5 separate regions of the Mus musculus genome follow, and all the other regions are linked to region 2. Evidence: chromatin loops called from intact Hi-C (ENCODE). Cell type or tissue: gastrocnemius. All regions are shown on one strand.

Evidence for each region. Hi-C counts contacts between places; a loop is a spot of excess contacts. Peaks named below come from ENCODE experiments on the same cell type or tissue, not always from the same donor. Only the 100,000 strongest peaks of a DNase experiment are listed, where the experiment ranks them.
Region 1: a loop joins it to region 2, with 5 times the contacts of the local background. A loop is called at or near these places in 21 of 42 quality-filtered maps.
Region 3: a loop joins it to region 2, with 3 times the contacts of the local background. A loop is called at or near these places in 11 of 42 quality-filtered maps.
Region 4: it touches region 2 in a loop (4-fold over the local background); 21 of 42 quality-filtered maps call a loop at or near these places.
Region 5: it touches region 2 in a loop (6-fold over the local background); 18 of 42 quality-filtered maps call a loop at or near these places.

The regions. Positions count from the first base shown.
Region 1 is chr15:34,304,964-34,309,963 of GRCm38, reverse strand. It overlaps Matn2 (matrilin 2), which reads right to left and starts at 3,283. Exons shown (of 19, transcript NM_001358780.1): 1 at 3,056-3,283. In gastrocnemius, a CTCF peak has its summit at 2,861; DNase peaks (open chromatin) are centred at 2,903 and 3,263; H3K4me3 peaks cover 1,600 bases; H3K27ac peaks cover 1,541 bases.
Region 2 is chr15:34,426,447-34,431,446 of GRCm38, reverse strand. It overlaps Matn2 (matrilin 2), which reads right to left. Exons shown (of 19, transcript NM_001358780.1): 14 at 2,600-3,013. Among named protein-coding and RNA genes, the nearest start is that of Rpl30, 14 kb to the left of the region's middle. In gastrocnemius, a CTCF peak has its summit at 2,464 (motif pointing right); a DNase peak (open chromatin) is centred at 2,482.
Region 3 is chr15:34,143,149-34,148,148 of GRCm38, reverse strand. Mtdh (metadherin) reads right to left here. Exons shown (of 12, transcript NM_026002.5): 12 at 4,612-5,000. Among named protein-coding and RNA genes, the nearest start is that of Gm38594, 20 kb to the left of the region's middle. In gastrocnemius, no CTCF peak of the experiment used is centred here; DNase peaks (open chromatin) are centred at 39 and 3,092.
Region 4 is chr15:34,041,203-34,046,202 of GRCm38, reverse strand. No RefSeq gene overlaps it. Among named protein-coding and RNA genes, the nearest start is that of Gm41290, 5.9 kb to the right of the region's middle. In gastrocnemius, a CTCF peak has its summit at 2,894; a DNase peak (open chromatin) is centred at 2,892; H3K27ac peaks cover 922 bases.
Region 5 is chr15:34,240,420-34,245,419 of GRCm38, reverse strand. The region is part of intron 1 of Laptm4b (lysosomal-associated protein transmembrane 4B); the gene reads right to left. Among named protein-coding and RNA genes, the nearest start is that of Laptm4b, 4.9 kb to the right of the region's middle. In gastrocnemius, a CTCF peak has its summit at 4,518; no DNase peak of the experiment used is centred here; H3K27ac peaks cover 2,356 bases.

The DNA.
Region 1 (5,000 bases), 120 kb after region 2:
ACAGAACGCTAAAGTTTATAGCTAGAGACCCTCCAAGGCTTCAGAGCTAGTTGACTGGTAAAACAATGAAGAAACCCCCCCCCCGGCCCCCCGAAACCTCTCAGGCAATCAGAGAGATGACATCAGTTCGGCAACTGTGTCCTTCACTCTAAGTATTCACATATAATCAGGCCATGCTGAGACTAAATCTCAGAGCTGGGCCTTTCCTATCTTCCTTCCACCTATTATCAGAACTGCCATCTCCTGCATGGCCAGCAAACCGGAAGCCAATGCATGCTAGAACATAAAGACTACCCATAGGCAGCTCGACACTTCACACCCTGGTTATTACTGGGTTAACCTGACATGTTGTCTGTGACTTCCAACTAGAGGTGAAGATGGGCTGCTGACTCAGCTAGTCCAGCAAGGAGCTCATCTTCTCTTCCTCAAGTCCTTTCATGGTCAGAGTGACTCCTTGGCTTAGTAGCTGTCTACACCTAGACCAGTTTCCATCTGCCCTCTGCATCCTGACCACATTCAGGAATGCACACACTTCACTTTTTCCTCTCGGCTTCCTTCCTGTCTCCTAACCTCTTCCATGGCTGCAGCCAATTTTGCAGTCTAGGCCTTACACACCCAGACTCTCTGAGGCACTGCTAAAATGAGCTGGAGTTCTGAGAGCTCTTGGAAGAGCATCCTGGCACTGTTTCCTAGCAACACGATGTACACCACTCTCTGGGGTATCAGCCATCCCTAGAGCTGTGTATGTCATCCCCCGTGTTTGTTCCCTTAGACAGGGAAGGAAATCCCGCTTAGCTTCCCCCAGAGAACTGGGACTCCCGGGAAAGGAGATTGTGCATGGGATAGAACCAGCAAGCAAATGCCAGAGCAACTTCTGGAAAGGCCCTTGCTGGCGGGGCTGGTGTTACCTCTCCATTGAGCTCTATCTATCCCAGCATCTCCTTGGTCACTGCTCACTCACTCAGCTTCCCCTGAGACCAAGCTTTCTCCCCCTCTTTCCTTCACACTCCCATATCTCGGTGCCTTCTCTCAGTTACCAATAAGAACTGCTTCTAGGCAAACTGGAAATTGTTTTTCAGACTCTCCAGTGGCTCATTTTTCTTCCTTGTCTTTCAAGGAGCAACATCTCTTTGCCTTTCTTAAAATCTTGAGCCTCATTCCAATTGTCTTTTTTTTTTCCCCTTTTGGTTTTTGGAGAAAGGGTTTCATGTAGTCCAGGTTTGTTTTAGAGTTACTATGTAATCAAGGATGATTTTGAACTTCGGACCCTCCTGCCTCTCTGCATTTCAAGTGTTGGGTTATAGACATGCACCACCATGCTCAGCTTTCACCTAGCCTTTTGCTGTCAGACATGCGTGGTCTTAGCTAATAGGAGTTTGACCTGCCTGTTATCCAAGGCTGTCTCAGGTTTCAATTATGCTATGATATCCTCAGCGATGAACTTCAGGCCCCATGCCTCTTGACCACCTGGGTCTGGACTCTGGAAGCCAGAACCTCCAAAACCTGGGTTTATAGAAGAGATCTGGCTGGTTATGTGGGGGTCTGAAGCTGAAGTCTGTCAACTGAAATGAAAGCAGGAACAGAAGGGAGATAGAAGATGAAAACCTGCAGCCTTTCCTTCTTCAATGGAGTTTCTAAGAGAACAAACATTAGAGGAAACCTTCTAAACAGAATAAACAGGAAGCTTAGAGGAAACCTTCCTGGCTACAAACTCACCTTGGTATCTTGGCTGGCTTTGTGAAATTATCACTTTGAAAGAAGGCAGGGCCGGGCGTAGTGGTGCATGCCTTTAATCCCAGCACTCAGGAGGCAGAGGCAGGCGGATTTCTGAGTTCGAGGCCAGCCTGGTCTACAAAGTGAGTTCCAGGACAGCCAGGGCTATACAGAGAAACCCTGTCTTGAAAAAAAAGAAAGAAAGAAAGAAAGAAAGAAAGAAAGAAAGAAAGAAAGAAAGAAAGAAAGAAGGAAGGAAGGAAGGAAGGAAGGAAGGAAGGAAGGAAGAAAGAAAGAAAGAAAGAAAGAAAGAAAGAAAGAAAGAAAGAAAGAAAGAAAGCAAGCAAGCAAGCAGGCAGGGAATGTTCTCGAATGGACATTTGCACAAAAATTCCACTAACACATATACATTATCTGCCATCTTAGAGCATCCCTCAAAAGGTTTTGTCCTAGAATTAGGGAGGGGATGAATTCAGTGTTCACACAGATTCCTTCCTTTTCTAGAAAGGTGGGTAGCAGAGTTCACTAGCAGTAAGAGACTTTTAGAACTATTCTCTGTACTTCAATGAAATCTCATTTAATCCTGTAGGCATTATAATCCCCTCTAGATGCATGAGAAAATTGAGGCATTGTGTTGCTGGTTGTCTCCAAGTACTCCAGCCTGTAAACTTGGCAGCTGGGGTTTGAACGAGGCCTGCTGATTCCCAAACCTCTGTCCTTTACCCTTACAGCTTCGTTGTCCATTCCTCAAAGGCTAATGGGAATTGCATCCTGTAGATGCACTGTGGGAGCGCCACAGTGATTACTGTACAGTATCTCCAGAACACCAACTCCGGGAGACCTTACAAGGGTTTGTCCCCATATTTTTCTGTCCTCTCCCCAAACTGTCGTCCAGTTTTCCAGCAACACAAAATGCCCTCTTCTTATCCCTCTTCCGAAATACAAGGAAGCCAGAGCTGGACACAGAAAGCAAAGGAAATCTAGATGACACTGGTCTTGAGGTACCAGCCTACAGGAGGAACCAAGTTATTTTCTACCTGGTAGATAGGATTGTCACTGCAAACCCACTCAACAAGTCCCTATTCCCTGGTCAGTGTGGAGGGGTTCTGAGTGTCCCTGCAGCGAAGCACAGCGCCCCCGCGGGGCCCTCGGGTACTACTGCCGCCCCATGTGTCCCGCGCCTGGCCCGGCGTGGCGGGACTTCTCCCGGCCGAGGGGACCTGCAGCGCCGCCTTTCTCTCCCACTCTCCACAGGGAGACAGCGGGTCCCCCAGGAGAGGGACAGATTTTGCGTCTGTCGGTCAGTGGGTCATCTGCTCCCGGGTCAGCGCGCCGCGCTCACCTGCAGCCACCGCCGCCGACACCCGGGAAGAGAGACAGGGGAGCAGCTGTGAGTGTCAGTCTCCGTGGTCCGCCGCCTCGCCCCGCAGAGGACCGCAGAGCTCCTTGGGCACCGATCCCCGGACGCGAACAAGAATCCCGCGCCAGCGCCGTGTCCTGAGAAGCCGCCTTCAAGTCCCATCCCAGTGCGCTCTCCGCGCTTGCTGGCTGCCTGGGAGGCTCCCTGAAAGGGCGGCGCGAGGAGGCGGTGCCGTACAAGGGTTGGAAGCGGGCGGGCGGAAGGAGGGGTGTCCTCTTTGGGGACGGGGAAGGCGGGGAGAGGCAGCAGTCAGAGCTGCCCCACGCTACAGGCAGCCCCCAGCTCGGGGCCAAAGACGCTCTCCTTGCCTGCTGCCACCCTCAGACTCCTGGTGCATCCCTAGTCCCTGTGGAATGAATGGATCTCCAGAGGTTGGAGTAACTGGAGACTTTAGGGAGCGTGTGGGTCTGGGGCGGGAGTGAAGTGGGGTGAGGGTTTCCTGGTAACAGGAGACACAGCTGGAGTCATATAACATGAATTGAGAATCATTTTCTTCGGGAGGCATCCATGGAGCACGATGATGAAGAAAGAAGTGGTGAGACTTAAGATGACTGATGACACAGCCAGAAGTTGTCTTGGCAGTCTAGGACAGCCCCACCAGCGCCAATTCATATTACTAGTATCCACTGGCCCTGGACCAGCCACTGGGATGGGAAAGGCCATTAAGATGCTAGTTCAGATCAGACTCAAAAACTTAAATCTTTCCATGGGTACTTTGTTCCCCATTCTATGAAGGAACAAAGTATCCACACTTTGGTCTTCCTTCTTGAGTTTCATGTGTTTTGCAAATTGTATCTTGTATATTCTAAGTTTTGGGGCTAATATCCGCTTATCAGTGAGTGCATACCATGTGTGTTCTTTTGTGATTGGGTTACCTCACTCAGGATGACACCCTCCAGATGCGTCCATTTGCCTAAGAATTTCATGAATTCATTGTTTTTAATTGCTGAGTAGTACTCCATTGTGTTACAGAGACAGGAGTTACAGAGACAAAGTTCGGAGCTAAGACAGAAGGAAAGACCATCCAGAAACTGACCCACCCGGGGATCCATCCTATATACAACCACCAAACCCAGACACTATTGCATATGCCAGACAGATTTTGCTGACAGGACCCTGACATAGCTCTCTTGTGTGAGTCTATGCCAATGCCTGGCACATACAGAAGTGGATGCCCACCGTCATCTATTGGATAGATCACAGGGCTCCTAATGAAGGAGCTAGAGAAAGTACCCAAGGAGCTAAAGGGGTCTATAATCCTATAGGAGGAACAACAATATGAACTAACCAGTACTCCCCAGAGCTGTGTCTCTAGTTGCATATGTAGCAGAGGATGGCCTAGTCGGCCATCAATGGGAGGAGAGGCCCTTAGTATTGCGAAGATCATATGCCCCAGTACAGGGGAATGCCAGGACCAGGAAGCAGGAGTGGGTGGGTTGGGGAGCAGGGCAGGAGGAGGGTATAGGGGGCTTTGGGGATAGCATTTGAAATGTAAATGAAGAAAATATCTAATAAAAAATTATAGAAGGCAAGATTTCTTTTTTTAAGCATTTATTTATTACTATATATAAGTACACTGTAGCTGTCTTCAGACACAGCAGAGGAGCGTCAGATGTCATTACGGATGGTTGTGAACCACCATGTGGGTGCTGGGATTTGAACCCAGGATCTCCAGAAGAGCAGTCGGTGCTCTTAACTGCTGAGTCATCTTTCCAGCCCAGAAGGGAGGATTTCTATAACTTCCTTAAGAGAGGAAACATTACCTGAGATAGTGGCCATCCTAGGAGAGACAGAGAGAAAACAGGACTGATCAGTAGCAGGGAACCGAGCTAACTCCCAGACTCTGGGATTACCAATCTGGGATGGC
Region 2 (5,000 bases):
TACCATTGCATTCCCACCATCTGTACATTGTGCTGTGCCCAAAGTCAGTTAGGTATTAAGTTGTGGACTTGAAACATCAATACTAACAACCCATTTATAGTTTCTAACACTTTTATTGTGGACCTATGAACAAAAGAGGATTCTAGAGATGCAGTGTCTAGAAGGGGGTAGATAGCTAAGGCACAGATTTTTTTTTTTAAAGATTTATTTATTATTATATGTAAGTACACTGTAGCTGTCTTCAGACACACCAGAAGGGGGAGTCAGATTTTGTTACAGATGGTTGTGAGCCACCATGTGGTTGCTGGGATTTGAACTCTGGACCTTCGGAAGAGCAGTCGGGCGCTCTTACCCACTGAGCCATCTCACCAGCCCTAAGGCACAGATTTATTGATTAGCTCTCAAGGGGGGTTCAAGTAACAAATATTCGTTGTACTCCTGAATTGGCCTCTGGACGGTAGGAAAAAAGTCTCACAGCTTGGTAAAATGGAGTTTTCTGGGAAAATTCTAAGCAGGTTAATTTATAACATTATTTAGTTTACAAACAAAATAGGCCCTTACCATATAGCTAAGGCTGGCCTGAAACCTGGGCTGTTATCCCCCTGACCCAGCCTTTTGAGTGCTTGGATGGTCTAACCTCAAAAGGAAATGAGAAAAATCTTAACTGTCTTGGGGCCAAATGGAGCTGCCTTCTGCCCACCTTTCTTGAATGGATGGGTGGGGTGGGGCATTGTCTTGAACAGAAATGAAAAGATAAAGAGGTGAGTCTGCAGACCACTGGAATTCCCAGTCAGGATAAAGAAGAAACTTAAAATATCTTCCTGAAATTTCAAAGGAGCATTCCCAAGAGGGAAACTGCTTGTTCAAGGTCATATTTAGTTTCGCCCAGAGAAACTGAATTCATTAAGAGGATGTCATTTTGGATAAGCCTGGCTGATTCAAGAACTAAATAATCTGCTTTTACTAGCTGTCGTTGGGCAATTTGAAGCAATTTGAATGTGGAAATGTAAGGTGGGTTAGTTTCAATGAATCTAATAAAAGGACAATTACTGTTTTGGGAGGAAAAGACTCTTGCCTAGTACTTTTTAAGAATGCAGTCTACCAGGGCTTATGGGTTATACTTGAGCTCTAGCAAGCTAGTCTAGAGTGAACAACCGGTTTTATAAACTACTAAGATCAGGCGATCCTGGGGATAGACAACTCTAAAGGCTCCCTCACTCTTGGTCAGGGAAAGACTGAACACTGAGGTAAGAAAAGCCTATAAAATGGACTCTTTCATTAAAAAAAAATGGTTTGGAAACCATCAGCAATTTTGTGAGGGAGGATGGAGTTTGCTAATAGATCCAAGAGTACTCCTGTTTTTTATAGACTGAGCAACTGTCAGTCATCTACATCTGGGCCCATTTAGGCACAGATTCTAGAGAATCTCCCATGGGACTGCGTGCATTCTTCTTCTTAGCAATGCGCCTTCAGTACTTGAAGGAGGTTGGCTTGGAAGCAGGCTGCTTTACGACCTTGAGTCTTCTCATCGCACCAGATGAAATCCATATATAATCATCATGAACTAGCTCCAACACCCATCCTGGCTTTTGGCCTCTCATGAATCAAAGGCCACACTCTTCCACATCTATGCAAATAAAGTCATCCTTCAAACCCTCCCTGTAGAATACACAAAGTCAGGAAAACCCCAGAGAAAGAGTTGAGCTTTGCGGAGCAATAGGAACTTGGACCCATTCAACTTTGTTCTTTTCAAAAGCCAGGTTTCTGCCAACATAGGTCTCTATCCAAAGACTTCATGACTTCAGAATATTCACTTAAAGACTTGATCAAAAATCTATTCATGCTTGTAGTTCAAGTACTAGGGAGGCTGAGGCAATGAGTTTGAAGCTGTTCTGTGCTACATCGAGTGTTTCAGGTCAGCCTGAACTGGAAAGAGAATCTTTCCTCTTTGTTTCTTTGCTTCTCTCTCTCTTCCCCCACCCCATCCCCTTCTTCCCCCTTCCTCCCCAATCCCTCCCTCCCTCTTCCTCCTCTTCTCCATTTTTTTTTTAAAGTGTCTTGGTTCCGGGTGATGTTTTAGTGGTTAGGTGCTGCTCTTCCAGAAGATCTGGGTTCAATTCCCACACCCATATGGTAGATAAAAGCTGTCCCTAACTTCATTTCTAGGGGACCTCACACCCTCATAGAGACACACATGTAGGCAAAACACCAATGCATGTGAAAATAAAAATAAAAAAAGTTAAAAGTGTCAGTAAAGTTGCCACCAGAAATCCATCTTTAAAAAAATTCTTCAGGTGACTCTGGAGGAAACATACCAGGGCATTAAAACACTTGTATGTTGTAGTTAAATAACACTTGCTGAGGTGATTATCTCTACTGAACTTCACACACTAGGTGGTAAATCCGATTACCCAGGCTGTGAGGCCATTTTATTTAGTTATCACCAGGGTCCCATTATGGCCTGTAGGTGGCAGTATTGCCAAGGTGTATTTTTAATGGCTTAGCCAACAATTATTGGTTGCTCAATCATTAAGACCAGCTGTGAATCTAAAAGACCCAAACTTTGAGTAATATAAACCACACCTCCATCCCATTTTACCATTGGCCTTGGCTTTACTGGCCCACTCAGAGACATCATCCTGAGCCCGTCCGTCGGTGAACACGATGGCTACTCTGGGTACCTGCGTGGAGGGGGGCCTGGCCCCTTCTACTTGGGTAAAACTTCTCTCAAACATGTGTTTCAGGGCCAGCCCAGTCATAGAGCCTTTGCCCATGTATTTCATGTGGGTCACGGCTTTCTTCATTTCCTTGGCTGAGCTGAAGCCCCTCAGGGTAAACTCTGTTCGGACCTGTGTGGAATACTGCAGCAGCCCCACACGAGCAGCTTTGGGGGAAACTGCCAAGGAATCTATGATTCCAGTGACAAAGTGCTTCACAGTCTCAAAGTTCTCTTCTCCAAGGCTCTTGGATCCATCAATCACAAAGACCAGGTCAATTGGGCCTTCAGTGCATCCTATAGGAATGAAAGGAAAGGTCACATGGTTAAAAAGTTAGAGAACATGTGTATACAAAGGATAAAAAAGCATACTTCAGCAGGAGGCATAGGTGAACTTAGAGAGCCGGGTTTTTGTTCTTCAGCTAGTACACAGGATAGGCAGGTGGGGATATCACAATTACCATTTTCCCAGATACTCTTCTATTTGTGAGTTCCCAATTACTAACACCAGTAATTTCCCTAAATAAGCTACACAGTATACACACGTTGTAAAGGAAATCACACACTGATTACTGGCAGCAAGACCTTTACTGTGCACAGAGTACAGTAAAGGATTAGACCAGTGGTCCTCAACCTTCTTAATGACGTGACCCTTTAATACAGTTCCTCAGGTTGTGTTGACCCCCAACCATAAAACTATATTCAAAACTGTAATGTTGCTACTGCTATGATTATAAGGTTCTGTCAACCCTTACAGGAGTCATGACCCACAGGTTGAGAACCACTGGATTAGGCTAGACCTTGGCAGTTCCTTTTGCTTTATTGCTGGAGGCTCAGATACATGAGTGCTAATGTTTTGACTGACAGAAGAAGATATGCTTAGTTTCTCCTCAGCCATTTCCTCTTTCAAGAAGCTTACACAGTAACCCAGCTGTGTCAGCTACTCTCTGAATATCCTAACACATTAATTTATTCAACCAAAGTCAATGTATTGAGCATCTGCTTTGTGCAAGTCAGTGGACACCAGCAGGATTATGATAATGACTAACACAAAGTGTCAAATGCCATTTTGCTTAAATCCAATGTACCCTATGCTGTACCCATGCGGTGAGATAATTATTTAACAATGTGTTGGGCTGGAGATATGCCTCAGTGGTTAAGAGCACTGACTGTTCTTCCAGAGGTCCTGAGTTCAATTCCCAGCAACCACATGGTGGCTCACAACCATCTGTAATGGAATCTGATGCCCTCTTCTGGTGTGTCTGAAGACAGCTACAGTGTACTCATCATATATATAAAGTAAATAAATAAAATCTTAACAAAACAGAACAATCAAAAACAATGTGTCTTTCTTAGTCTAAATTCTCCTTCAATACATACTAAGTATCTTTTATTTTGAGGCCCATAATGTTTGACACACAATAGGTATTATGTATATTAATTCTGATAGAATAAAAGAACCTAGTAGTATCTATTTGGTAGCACAGTACTACTAGTAGTACTTACTAGGTCAGTACTCTACTGACCTATTAAGACTTAAAGAATGTAACTTTAAAAAGAGATTTTTGGAAAACTTAGATGGTTAACAGTAAAAAGACAAACTTTATATAAATACATAGGCAATTTAGATGCTAAGAGACTTTGTATGTAGGGCTGCATAAGAGAATTGTACCAATTCCAAATGGATGATCTTATTTCAAACAGTCTACAGTATGTTATTATAATATTCTCTTTTTATATAGATCAAGCAGCTGTCTAACCTTTCAAAGTAAAGTAAAAAATAGAGCAAGTAAAGGCATATATATGCAAAATTACTTCTATGCCTGGCCAGCAGAAAATGCTAATGTGAGTGCGTGTGTGTGTGTGTGTGTGTGTGTGTGTGTGTGTGTGTAGGGGGATAGTTAGGGGTTGAGTTCTCTCTTTTTAAATTTTATTTTGTTTTATGTGTATGAGCGTTCTGCCTGCTTGTATATGTCTCAGATCTTCTGGAACTGGACCCACAGATAGCTGTGAGGTACCATATGGATGTTGGGAATTGAACCCAGGTTCTTTGAAAGAACAGATAGTGTTCTTAAGCACTGAGCTAACTCTCCAGCCCCAGGGTTTCTCTTTCTTCATTAAATGCTTGTCTTCATTACTCAATCTATTGATTCATCATAGAAAGGAAATCAGAAAAGACTCAGATGCCATGCATGTGTCTCTCCAGCATATTTCAGGGGTACTGGAGTAATTCACAAGCTGCTATCCTCTATATACTCTTTGCATACAGAACAGAAACAGTCTA
Region 3 (5,000 bases), 280 kb after region 2:
TTTTTGAGACAGCGTCTCATTGACCTGGCACTTGGCCAGCAAGTCCTAGGGATACTCCGGTCTCTGCTTCCTCAGTGTTGGGATTAGTCTCAAAGTGCTGTGGCCAGCTTTGACATGGATTTTGGAGATTTAGACTGAGGTCTGTGTAGAAGCACTTTGCCCACTGAACCACCTTCCCACTTTTTTTTTAAAATTAACATAATGCATTTCTCACCCCTTCAAATGCAATATATAAGCGATGGTTTGAACACTGTCCTACCTCCATCTCCCAGTGCTGGGATTACAGGCATGTGCCTGTATCATGTTAGTATTATATAGGGGGAGGGAGGGAGGTAGAGATGATGCTCATCAGTCAAAAATGTCTGCTGCTTTCAGAAACAACCACATAGGGTGGCTCACAGCTGCCTATTACTCCAGCTATAGGAGATCTGGTTTCCTCTTCTGGCCTCTGAGTGTACCTATACACATGTGGCATATATACATGCACATAAATAAAAAATATGAAGTGTTATATTCTGAGGGGGTATCATGTTTGGTTGCCAGAGAGAGAAAATAAGAAAGCAGTACACAAATGTGTGTACTGGATGATGTCAGAAATTAGAACAAGAGAAAAGCAAAGACCCATTTAAGAGAAAAATATACAAAGAAACAACCTTGGATAGCAAACCACTGGAATGCAGGCAAGGAACGACTTCCAATGCTTGCCTATGCATGTCTACCTGGTGATGTGCCACCTGCAGGTTCCTGTTTGAAAAACAGCACTCAGGGCCTGACTTGAAGGAGAAACTGCTCATGGCCAAAGTGATCCCTCGTGGTGTTTCCAGATTTATTTCTAATGTTAAAGATTTTGTGTGTATGCGAACACACAGGCACACACAGGAGCTGGAATTGCAGGTGGTTGTGAGAGGCTTATCCTGGGTGCTGGGAACTTAACTCAGGTCTTCTGCAGAGCAGCATGCATTCTAAACCACTGAGTCATGTCTCTAGATTTCCTATATACGCCTCTTAAGCCTAACCTGTTGTTCCAAACAGATATCCAGGGCTTAATAGCAAAGACAAACCTGTCACAGACACTCCTCCAGTTCTTCCTCTTAATCAGTTACCTGTAACTATCTACTTGGAGACTTAAGAGATTTTGTTAGATGTGGGGATGGAGAGGGAGAGGGGAGCAGTAGCCTGGGCTACATGAGATATTGCTTCAAAATATCTTGCTTGGGAAGTCCTGAAGGAAGCCAATGGATCAGCTGGAGCTGGAGTCCTTGCAAATTGTGGGTCTCCCTGCCTGGGAACCAAATTCCAGTCCTCTGGAAGAGCTATAAGGGACCTTAACTGCTGAATGTTTGAACTTAGAATTTGGACTGATACATGGATTTGTCTCCCTTGCAGCAAGTCAGTGAGCTTGGTCCCATTTTATAGCTCTATATATAGTTATATATATTTAAAACTAGGCTTACAAATACAGTGAGTTATTTATGTGTTCAGGGAGTTCCCGGTTTATTGGTGTGTGTGAAATTCCTGTGAAGTCAACTCCCTACCATTCCTGTGGTGGTGGCAAAGAGAACTGAGGGCCTTGTGATTACCAGGCCAGCATCTTACCACTGAGCTAAATTCCAACTTCACACTGATTCCAGGACTGACCAGTAAGCATTGTATTAGAAAAGTCTGTCCCAGAGAAAGTCCGTATTCTCTCTTTACCTCTCCGAAAAGCAAGCCACCTGCCATTGTTTGCATTGGTTTATTTTTGGTTGTGTCACATCTTAATTTTTCTGTAGCTAAGTTGTTCCTGTCAAAAGTTAAATTAGATTTAGGGTTGTAGTTAGAATATATTTGCCTATATCCATGATATAGAAACCTACAAATTTTTTCTTTCATTTTTGTTTTCAGGCAGGACCTTACAGAGCCCATGTTGGCCTCAAAACCTCTCTATAGCTAAAGATGACCACAAACTCCCTTTGATATTTGTCAGATCTTCAATAATACACCTCATAGAACCTCACTTTAAGTGAGGCACTTGCTGCTCCCCTAGAAGAGCTTTATGCTTGGCTCTATCACATACAGTTGTGCTCTAACCTCCAGGCAACATCATTCAGATTTAGCCATTTTATCTATGCACATTCAGAAACTTTTCCAGGAGCTATCAGTTCAGTATCTTAAAAGTGTCTATGGACCCTTAGTCATTTCTTCCAAGGTAGGCATTTGAGAGTACTGAATAGTCAAGCTCACCTCTGATGTTCCCATGCTGTCACTATTTCACTTAAGAACACTGGTGGGTTTAGATGTAGATTTATTATGCTTTAAAGTTTCTCGAAGTGTTGCATATATTAAATTTGAATACTTTGGTACATATGAAAAGGAAACCACACAAACATAAAATGGCTGGACCAGCAAGATGATTCTGTGGTAAAGTGCTTGCTCCCAAGCCTGAAAGAAGAATCTCCAGAAAGTTGTCCTCTAACCTCCACATGAGTGCCACAGTACATGTGTACCCAAACACATAATGTAATAAAACACAAGCCAGGCAGTGGTGGTGTATGCCTTTAATTCCAGGACTTAGAAGGCAGAGGCAGGTGGTTTTCTGTAAGTTTGAGGACAGCCTGGTCTACAGAGCAAGTTTCAAGGTCAGTCAAAACTACACATAAAAACTGTCTCGAAAATCCAACACCAAACCAAACCAAACCAAACCAAACCAAACCAAACCAAACCAAACCAAACCAAACCACAACACCAGACAGAAAATAAACAAAACCAATCCTCCCTCCAATAACAACAAAACCAATCCCACAATGGGAAATCACATGCATGCCTTGATGCTAGAGTTAGAAATCACTGTCTTGTTTAAAAATGTCTTACATTAAAATTTAGTCAACACTTGCAGCGTGTGGTAAATAATCAATTATTTAGTGTGGTGGCATGAACATGTGCAAGCCAGAGTAGGACACTGGGACTCTTCCTGAGCTTGCAGCAAGGCTGCCACCAGCAAGGCCCCTGTTCTTACTGTGTCCGTCTCCTTCTCACACTACAGTGCTGGGAGTCAGTCATGCTTGTGCAATGAGCAATCTTACCTGAAGCCAACTCCCCAGCTCTCAAGCTGTTACAGAGCAGCAAAAATTCTTTCTGGACTCTACTACACAGAAAATTGGGCCAACCGTGTGGGTCACACCATTAATGGTAGTGGTGCATGCCTTTAACCCCAGCACTTAGAAGGCAGACAGAGGCAGATGGCAAGCCTGGTGTCCTGAGTGAGATTTAAGACAGCAGGAGATACATAGTGAGATTCAAGGGGGGAAAAAAAAAGAAATTGAGAGCATCCAAGAGCCTTCAATTTCTGCACAGCTGGAAAAGCTAAATCGACCTCATCAGTGCTTTGGTGCAGCAGAGAGACTGTGTTAGAGACTAGCAGCATCTGATACCAAGTCTCTTCCTCAGTAACAGAAGCATAAAATATGAATCTGGTCAACAGGCACCTTGAGTAAGAGCTACTCCTGGCCACTACCACCCCATTCTTTATGGCTGATGGGACCAAGCACCTTTTGCAAATTAAGTCTCCAGAGTGATGTCTATGAACATTCTCTGGGAAATGCTTTTTCCAAGTGGCTCAGGTGCTGACAAGAATTGTGAAGTGAAAACCATCTGTTTCCAACCAGGAATCAACATAGAAGAATCCTCGCTGCTGTACTGTGTACTAGGCCTGGGTTACATCCCCGACCAGTTATGAGTATGTATTTGTTTGTGCAGGTGTGCATGTGTGTAAACCAGGGATTAACACAGCTGTCCTCTTAGATAACTCTTCATACCTTTATAAAGGCAGGGTCTCTCTGACCTTGTAACTCAACAATTTGATTAGACTGGCTGCCGGCAAGCCTCCCTATTACAGAGATTACATGTTCACACTAATACATCCAGGTTTTCTAAATGTGGGATTTAGTTATCTACCACACTTTAAGGATTGAGCCATCTCCCCCAGATTTATTTTTTAATACTTACAGAAAGTATTTATTTACTTTACAACCTAATACCAGCCCCTCTTCTCCCAGTACCAACTCCTTGCAAGCCCCTGTTGCCCCTAAATGTCCCCCCACTCACATGTTAAGTCGCTGCATCTACCCAGATTTTTATATACAATAGAAGCAAACTATCATAAGTCACTACACTACTGTTTGGCAATGCAGTTAATCTACCACATACCAACTAATGCACGTCAAATTCTAGTTTAATTCCTTTAACCTAAAAAAAAAAAAAGTCATACTTACTAAGATGACTTATGGCTGATTCCCATGGAGGACACTATCATAAGTGCTCATTCTCTTTCTCTTGACCACCCTTCACGCCCCAGACAGGGTCTCACTATGTCCCGGAACTCACAGTGTAGAGACTTTCAGAGATCTGCCTGTCTCTGCCTACTGAGTGCTGGAATTAAAGGAATGTATAACTCTGCCCAGCTGCACATGCTCATTCTCAGAGGTTTGTAACTTTGAATATTTGGTTTGTTGGTGGCAAAGCCTGAAATGATGATTTTAATGAAAGGAAAAGTAAAATCCATGAACCAAAGGCGTGATATCTTATTAGACCACAACAAAAGGACAAAGTCCCTTCCCACAGAGAATGTAACAATTTAAACAAAACAAAAATGGTCTGTTTTATTTACAACACTCAGTGCATCTTACACATGACATATTTTCATTCCCCAAGTCTTTTGAAAGCAATTCCAATTCTAGTTTGTGCAAAGAATTTACAGAAAAACTTTAAAATAGCCATTAGACCTTAAACTTAAATCCTAAATTTTGATATTTCACACTATATTAATAGAGGACTACTTTTAATTAAGAAAAACCAAACGCTGCAATTAATTACTACACTCTGGGATCTTTAACTCAAATACAAACTGGATTAGCCTATGAAATAATACCATTAGATTTGGATAAATTATTCCAACCTCCCATCCCCAATAAAATGCATGCACAAATGAAACATGGTAATTACATCAATGATATTTCAACTTT
Region 4 (5,000 bases), 390 kb after region 2:
CCTCTCCCCAGAGTTTGAGCATGTGGTGTTGAAAGGGTCAGCTTAAAAACTTTGGGAAGGTCATGAAACACTTGCCCCTTCAGAAGGGCGAGTCTAATTAACATTTTTCAGACAACAGGGCAGAACCGACCTGCAGGTGGGGACACATTTTGCAGGACAGACCATTGTCCACTTTCAGATGAGGGAAGTCCTTGTCACCTCATTCCCTAAAGACCAATCAATTTAAAGAGTGCACTGTTCAGCTAATCATATTGTGCCTAGTTGCTGATGCTCCATTCTGCCCCTGGAAACCATATAAAAACTTGCCGAATGGTTGCTAGGGGTCACAGTCTCTCCTTTGGGTCTGGGACAACCCTAGTGCACTGGAACAATAAATTCCTCTTGCTTTTTGCATCAATATTGGCTCTCCGTGGTTCACTCAGGGGGTCCCCAGTAAGGTAAGGCTCCCCGGAGTCTTACAGTGTGTGTGTGTGTGTGTGTGTGTGTGTGTGTGTGTGTGTGTGTGTGTGTGTTGCTGGGCTACAGATGTGCATCACTGCATCTGGCTCTAACACAGGTGATGGGATTATAACTCAGGTCCCCATGCTATCAAAGCAGTTACTTTCTGGACTTTATTTTTTTCTTAGAGACATGTAAGTCATTGTTCCGTACCTGTGCTTAGCGTCTGAATGTACAGCATCACCATCAGAATTTCCTCTGAAATGATCACAAAACTGTGTGCTACTATATTAACCAGATCTCAAAACAATTCCATATTTTTTCCTAGAGAGTTCTCATGTTCAAATACATACATACATACATTCATACATACTTATATATGTTACTTTTAAAAGGTAATGAGAGGTTAAGCATGGTAGTGCATACCTTTAATCTCAACAGAGGCAGGGGAATTTCTGTGAGTTTGAGGCTAGCCTGGTCTACAAAGTGAGTCTAGGAAAGCCAGGGCTAGTATACAGAGAAACCCTATTTTGAAATAATAAATAAAAGGCAATGAGATTACATACTATTGGTAGCTAAAAGCTACTGAGAGCTTGCTATACTATATGTCAGTATGTCAGATACTGTTCTTGGGCCCTTTCCTGGAGACCCCATGAAATCTTCACAATAACATGGTTAAGTGGTATTATTTATTTTAGACAGCCTCACTAGCTAATCCTGGCTTCCTGGAACTCAAAGAGATTCCCCTCCTTCAGCCTTCTGAGTTCTGTGATTAAAGGTGTGAGCCACCCAAATCAGTGTCCTGTACTTTTTTTTAAAGATTTATTTATTTATTTTATGTATATGAATTCATTGTAGCTGTACAGATGGTTGTGAGCTTTTATGTGGTTGTTGGGAATTGAACTTTTTAAGACTTCTGCTCGCTCTGGTCAGCCCTGTTCTCTCTGGTCAACTCTGCTTGCTCAGCCCCTGCTTGTTCTGGCCCAAAGATTTATTTATTATTATAAATAAGTACACTGTATTTGTCTTCAGATGCAACAGAAGAGGGCGTCAGATCTCATTATGTGTGTTTGTGAGCCATCATGTGGTTGCTGGGATTTGAACTAAGGACCTTCTGAAGAGCAGTCAGTGCTCTTTTTTTTTTTTTTAAAGATTTATTTATTATTATATGTAAGTACACTGTAGCTGTCTTCAGACACACCAGAAGAGGGAGTCAGATCTTATTACAGATGGCTGTGAGCCACCATGTGGTTGCTGGGATTTGAACTCTGGACCTTCGGAAGAGCAGTCGGGTGCTCTTACCCACTGAGCCATCTCACCAGCCCGAGCAGTCAGTGCTCTTACCCGCTGAGTCCCTCTGTACTTTTAATATATAAAAATATGTTAAATTATTAAAAATCAATTGACTTTGCATGTTAGTACTTTGTAATCTGCCTCTACCTCCCTCCCCACACACTTAAATTAGGATGTAACACATCTTCTTTCATGTCAATACAGATCTTACTACTAATAGGGTACAGTGTATGGAAGTGGCCCTGAAGCTCTCTCTGCACTTAGACTTTGCTATGCCTAGATGCTCTTGCTTATGTGTGAGATTGACTGGGCCACTGGTTCCACATTAACATGTGTATGGAGTTATGCATTTAAACCAGTGGAATGGAAGCCAGAATGCTCTAACAGGAGCCTCACCTAAGTCACCAGAGACTTGATTAGAACAAGCATGATGGGACAGGAGGTGAGTTTTGTCTATGTCTTCCAGTCAGGACACTTAGCTAATCTTGCTTTCACACATGAACTTTGGAGCTTATACCAACAGCTGTCCTGGCTCTCAGGCAAGGAACTTTGGAATCCTTGGTCTCTGTGACTCATGGGACTTTCAAGCTATTATAGTTATGTGAGTCAGTTCTTTACCAAATCTATCTACTATGAATGCATGTGTTTGCCTGCCCATCCATCCATCCATCCATCCATCCATCCATCCATCCATCCATCAATTATCTACCTATCTTTCCTTGATCTAGTTACTATCTAGCAAAGTGATTCTGGTTTGCACTAATGTTGATTCTTTAGACATCCCAAACTAATAGGTCTTTTTATATTGTTAGTTTTAAAATACTTTAATTTTGATATTTTGTGTGTGTACATGTGTGTGTTGAGTGTTGTGTGTGTGTGAGTGTGTGTGTGTGTACATGCTGTACCTGAGGGCTCCTGAGCTGAAGTCAGAGGATAACCTTCAGGAACTGATGGTCTTTCACTGTGGGCTCCAGAATTTGAACACAAGAGGTCAGACACTTTTACTTGTAGGCCAAGCCCCTAAAAGAAGTTTGGAGTTAAGACCTTTGTTGTTGTTTTGAAATCACTGTGAAAAAGACCCTTAGTGAACATTCACCAGCATTGGGCTCTAAGGTTTGCAAGTCAGCCTTGAAGGGAACCACTGGTCCAGCTCCTTGCTGCCACTCAGTGGCATTTTTCTACATTGCAGTTAGAAACTTCTGTGCTCTTTAAAGGATCCAGGAAATGGCCATAAGCAAATATTCTGTCTCTGTCTCAGTCTCTCTCTCTGTGTCTCTCCCTCCCTCCCCACTCTCTATTTCCCACTTCTTCTTTTCTGTCCCTCCTCTCCGTCCTTCCCTTCCTTTCGCCCTCCCCTTCTCTGTCTCTCTTCCTTCCTCTCTCCCTCTTCCCTCTCTGTCTCTCTCTCCCTCCCCCTCTACTGTAAATAATAATAATGTAACATCAGATCAATTCATGGCTTATATTATCCCCCGAGGATAGATTCCTCGATTGCTATCACTTGACAAAAGGTGTGAACATTAAACTTTGTCTTATAGATATAACGTATAGTATACATGACAGAGTGAAAAATGCATTAAAACATAACAAGAAGAAAATGATTTTAACTTAATTAGCTATCCAAACCACTTATTTATTTATTTATTTATTTATTTATTTATTTATTTATTTATTTATTTTGGTTTTTTGAGACAGGGTTTTTCTGTATAGCCCTGGCTGTCCTGGAGCTCACTTTGTAGTCCAGGCTGGCCTCGAACTCAGAAATCCACCTGCCTCTGCCTCCCAAGTGCTGGGATTAAAGGCGTTGCCACCACGCCTGGCTCCAAACCACTTTTAAAGTAGCATTTAGAAGCATTTAAATAGGAGCTGGTGAGATGGCTCAGTGGTTAAGAGCACTGACTGCTCTTCTGAAGGTCCTGAGTTCAACTCCCAGCAACCACATGGTGCCTCACAACCATCCATAACAAAATCTGATGCCCTCTTCTGGGAGTGTCTGAAGACAGCTACAGTGTACTTACATATAATAAATAAATAAATAAATAAATAAATCTTTAAGAAAAGGAAGCATTTAAATATTTTTAAACTTTGTGTGAGGGCTGTGTATGGGAACATGTGTGAGGTCTGTGTATGGGCACATGTGTTGATGTCTGTTTATGGGCACATGAGTGAGGCCAGAGGGTGCCTTCTGGGAGTTGGTTTTCTACTCACTGTGTGGGTTCTAGAGATCAAACTCAGATGGTCAAGGCAGCAAGCGTCTTTATCAGTTGAGCTCCTTTGTGGTTTAGGAAGTTGATCGTAGGACTTTCCTGTGTTGCTTTCCTAGCCCTGTTTTAACACTTTTTTTTTTTTTTGAGACAGGATTTCTCTGTGTAGCCCTGGCTGTCCTGGGACTCATTCTGTAGACCAGGCTGGTCTCGAACTCAGAAATCCGCCAGCCTCTGCCTCCCAAGTGCTGGGATTAAAGGTGTGTGCCACCACTGCCTGGCTCTGTTTTAACAATTTAAAGAATAATATGGACTTATGGGTCTATAGTTTAATAGCTTTGTACTGCCTGGATTACTGGTTGCTCTATGACCCTCTAGCTCATCTTTGTCCTCTTCCTTCTGAAAGACCCACAAAATGAGGACTCCCCCATGTTCTGACTCAGGAGAGGCGACAACCTAAATCACTCACAAGAAACGACCTTGATGCAAACCACAAGAGGAGTTTTTATTCCAGGCATACTCTGGGGCCCACAGTCGTACATCAGCAGGGGTAGAGGACCAAGGACCACGAGTGCAGAATTGGGATAGCTTTTATGGAGTTACAACAAAGCCCGTGCTTCACAAACCAATCATGTCACAGCATCAAGAGCTCGTGCAGTGTGGGTCAATCGATTTGTACCACTCCATAGTTTCTAGGCCAATCATTTTAAATCATCAAGTCCACGCTCCGAGGGCCAATCAGTTTCCTTTAGCCTAGGAGGTCCGAATTTGCTTGGGTTCCTGGGCGGGGGGGGGGTGGGGGGGGTGGGGGAGGGAGCTGGGGCCTTGAATCAAAGTTTCAGTGTATAATCTTTCCTTCTATGGTGCAAGCAATTTACAGAAGCTAGATAAGTGGTTAGTTAACTCATTTCCTGTTCTCTTACTAGGCTAGGATCACAGAAAGCAGGCCCTGGAGCAGCAAGAAGTGTGACCTTTTACTTATATAATGGCAGGGAGCAGGGTCTGGAATTTGTGGTATTTAGGGCTTCTTAGGAGGCTAGAGTTGGGGCTGTATTTTCTATCCTT
Region 5 (5,000 bases), 190 kb after region 2:
GAGAGAGGGAGAGAGGGAGAGAGGGAGAGAGAAAACATTTAAAAAGGCTGCCCGAAAGGGGGCGGGCAGATGGAAAAGGGAGAATTCTGGCCTCTTTCTCCTACATGACGAAGATTCAAAGTTGACAAAGCAAATTATAAGGATTTTGTTTTGGTTTTCAACATAATATACTTTGCAATGTAAAACCCACTTTAATCAAGTTAATACCTAGTATTCTGTTAGATATGCTTAAAGGGGTCATGGAAATTTGCTATTAACAAACAGCTTTAAAAGCAACCTTTTGTTTTTGTCTAGCTTGTCTTCAAAACATCCTTACAGGGGCTGGAGAAATGGCTTAGCAGTTAAAAGCACTAGCTACGCTTGTAGAGGGCCTGGGTTCAATTCCCAGCAGCTCACAACAATCTACAATTCCAGTTCCAGAGGACCAAACACCTGGCCTCTGTGGGCAACAGACATTCAGGTGGTGCTCAGACATGCATGCACATAAAATACACATACAATAAATCTTTTAAAAAATTCTAACAACTGGTTACCATTAGGAAACTATTCATAATGGGGACTAACTAGGTTTCATAGATATTCATTAAACAACTCTACCAGCTTGCATTATACAGAACTGCCTTTGATTTTTTTTTTTTTTTTATTTATTTATTTATTACATGTAAGTACACTGTAGCTGTCTTCAGACCCTCCAGAAGAGGGAGTCAGATCTCATTACGGATGGTTGTGAGCCACCATGTGGTTGCTGGGATTTGAACTTCGGACCTTTGGAAGAGCAGTCGGGTGCTCTTACCCACTGAGCCATCTCACCAGCCCCTGCCTTTGATTTTTTAAGAGAGGAGCAGCAGCTAGAGGAGGCTGTATCCAAACTGATTCAAATCAGATAGTTAGAGGCTACACAGCAACAGAGAAAAAACTAACATAAATCCTCCACCTGCATTACACCATCAGCAAATGAGATCTGCCTGAAAAGAACCTGCTACGTCTCATAGCTATAAGTTAACACAGCCTGACCTGATTTGTAGCCCTCTGAAACACCCTGCCATTTTAATCTTCTCTAAAAGCTGGCTAGCCAGACATGGTAGCCCATACCTGTACTCTCAGCACTTGGGAGACGGAGGAAGGAGCATCTGACACAAATTCAAAGCCAGCCTAAACCATATAATGAGTTCCAGACCAGTCAGGGCTATACACATACAGCGTGAGATTCTATCTTAAAACAACAACAATAAAAAAAAAATCCTATATAATATCACTCCTGTTTGTGACTTTATAATGGTTCCCCCACTGCCTAGAGAATAAAAATCCTGGCTCCTCAGCATAATATTTCAATCTTTTACAGGCTGAACAGTGCTGCAGACCCTCTGGGCCCCTTTGTCTGTCTGGAATGGGTCTCTGGGGCAGGTGGGCTTAGCTATGTCAGAATTCAATCTTAAAAGGCACTTATAATAAGATAATACTAAAAGAGAGCACGTAGATCCATACACCAGACTAACTCGGGAATAGGGTATGAGTATATGGGTTAAAGAGAACGCCAGACTCCAGGAGGTGAGTTTCCGTGAAACTCTCTGCCTCGTGAATGGCTTCCAGGCCTCTCGGCCTGTCAAGCTGACTCGACCGACCGGAGTGTGTGGCAGAACAGTAGACAGTAAGGACTATCAGTACCAAGAGTCAACCCCATACATGGCTCTGGATTTACTGGCAGTCATATAATCTGGCAGCTAGCAAGAAACTGTTAATCTTAAATGACTACACTGCCACCTATCAAGCAGGGTTGCTTTTGCGGACCAGGATAGCTGGATGTAGCCATGCCTGTTTGATCCCAGTACTCAGGAGGCAGAGGCAGACAAATCTCCTAGTTCAAGGCCAGCCTGATGTATAGTGCAAGACAGGACAGCCAAGGTTACCCAGAGAAACCCTGTCTCAAAACAAAAAACAAAAACAAACAAACAAAAAACAAATTAACAACAACAATAATACTAATAAATACAATGAAAGAAAAATAAAGTTAAAAGGGGGACAGGAAAGCCTGCTAAAAGGGATGCCAATTTCATAGGCAAAAGCCAAATGCATCAGGCTTGACCCAGCTGGCAAGGCTAGTAAGTCCAACTATCCTGACCTTTCACAGCCTGTAAGCTGATCACTGCCACCTACCCAGTGAATATATTCTAGATGAAAAAAAAAAAAAAAGGACAGCGTGCAACTGTCATAGCCATTTGTATTTAAAAGTGTATTCAGGGGGGCTGGAGAGATGGCTCAGTGGCTAAGAGCACTGGCTGCTCTTCCAGAGGTCCTGAGTTCAAGTCCCAGCAACCACATAGTGACTCACAACCATCTTTAATGGGATCCAATGCCCTCTTCTGGTGTGTCTGAAGACAGCTACAGTGTACTCAATTACATAAAATAAATCTTTTAAAAACAAACAAACAAACAAACAAGTACATCCAGGGCGGAAGCGACGACTTCCTGCTCTTCCAGTGGATGGATCTGAGCAGGTCCTCAGCACCCACACTGGGAGCTCACAACAGCCTATATTTCTAGCTTCAGGGACTCTCTTCTGGCTTCCAGGGATTTCTGCACACATGGCACAGATAAACACACATAAATAAAAAAAGTCTTTTTAAGAAGGATATCTGGAAGAGAAGGGGGTGAAGAGATGCTAAATGTTTAAGACAGATCAGTCATATTTCAGTAGTAAAGTGAGAGCTAATCAGAGCATTCTCAGAAAGAGAAATGATGGGCAAGAGACCCAAACAGAAAAGTCAACAAGATGCAGAGCTGTAATAAAGAGATTAAGGTGTCAGAAGTAGACAGGACTGGAAAGATGGCTCAACACTTAAAAACACTTAGTGCTCTTGGAAAAAACTAGGATTTGGTTCCCCGGACCCACCATAGATCACAGCTATCCAAGTGCCAGAGGACCTGTAACTGTGACCCTCTTTCGACCTCTGAGAACTGTATGCACATACACACACGCTGATGGACATTCATACACATAATTTTTTTTAAAGTAAAATCAGAGGCATTGAGCTGGAAAGTCTAAATGGATGGCCTGATATTCGAGTATGGGAAAACCTGGGCAGTGGGGAGTGTAGCAGAACCCTTCGATGCTTAAGACTTACATACAATGGCTCAACATTTGCCTAGAACCTAGCATATCTTCTTTTAGAACTCATGTTTCGCTTACTTATAACTAATAATACTATGTAAAATGACACATAATTATACTGTATTATTTAATTAATGATGGATTGCATACATTTATTACAGATACATCCCCAAACCCTTGAATACAGGGGACCAATTATTCTACTGTAATGGAGAGAGAGAAAATTCCAGAACACACAGCAGTCAATCAACTACACATTTCTCTCTTTCTCGAGGTTTTAATTTTAATAGGCTATTGTAAACTCACAGCTATCCTCCTGATTCAGTCTCCTGAGTGCCAAGAGCACAGGCATGTGCTCCCATACTCAGCTTAAAGGGTCTTTTTGAAAAAAAAAAAAATGGATGTCAGCTCCTATCTCACAGAAAAGCTAAAACCACAGAGCTTCAAGGGGAAAAAAAATCTTTATACCCTTTGATTTCATAGGATACAGAAAGTATTAACTTTTAAAGAAAAAGCTTCACAAATTGAACTTTTGAGCTCCTAATCACCAAAATGTCTCATTAAGAAAATGAGGCCTGGCATGGTGGTACACACATTTAATCCCAGCACTTTAGAGGCAAAGGTGAGTGAATCTGAGTTATGAGTCCAGCCTAGTCTAAAAAGTGAGTTTCAGGACAGCCAGGGCTGCTACACAAAAAAATCCTGTCTGGAAGGAAGGAAGGAAGGAAGGAAGGAAGGAAGGAAGGAAGGAAGGAAGGAAGGAAAAAAAGGGAAAAAGGGAAGGAGGGAAGGAAGGGAGGGAGGAAGGAGGGAAGGAAGGAGGGAGGAAGGAGGGAAGGAAGGAGGGAGGAAGGAGGGAGGGAGGGAACAGGGAGGGAGGGAGGGAGGGAGGGAGCATACAGGCTGCACATAGTCTTTAATCTCATCAGCACTAGAGGCACACAGCAAATCTCTTGTGAGTTTGAGGCCAGCCTGGTCTACAAAGCAAGTTCCAGGACAGCTGTGACTACATAGAAAGACCTTGTACAAGGTACAGTCTGGGACATTATAGTCACATGTACATATTTAACAAAAAAAATTGGTATCTAAGTACATAAATAGTTTCTACAAATTAATGAGACAGCCCAATAAAAATTATATGACATGCAATTGATTCATAAACAAAGTCAAACTCTTCCACATCACTCTTCATGAGGGACCTGCAAATTAAAGCAGTGTAGCACTACATGCCACTTGGAATGCTAAAATCTAAGACTGACAGCACCAAACACCGTGGCCCATGAGACCATCAGCACTTCATACACTAGTAGTAAATAAAACAAACTGGTAGAACTAACCAGATTGGAAAACTGGCTAGCACTGGGTAAGCCAAACATACCTCACCCAATGAGCAACAGCTCCACCCAATGGAAATACAAACGTATGTCTAGCAACATTGCTTAAGAATGTTCAGAAGAGTTGAATATACATATAATAGCCCCAAACTAAAACAGCTCCATGCACAACAAAGATGTGGTCTATTCACAGACTAAGATATGTTAAGCAGTCAAACATAAGCCAATTACAGATTCCAACACTAGGAAAGTAAAAAATCATGCCTTCTAAATGAAAGGAACAAGAAGAGAACTCAGGTGCACACCATAAGACCCTGTCTGTAGAGTGGCCTACGCCCCTACCCCAACACACTGACTAGGACCAGGAAGAGACAGAGAAAATCCTGTGAGGTTTCAGACCTTCTTAGGGATATGGATTAGTAACGTTGGTGTCATTGTCAATGAACTGTACAAGTAACAAGTGGATCTCACATATGTGAATGGAATTTATTAGAGGGAAAACTCTAGTAGCCAAATCAATGTTTTATTCCTGAAAACCTTTGATAGTCAAGGCAAAA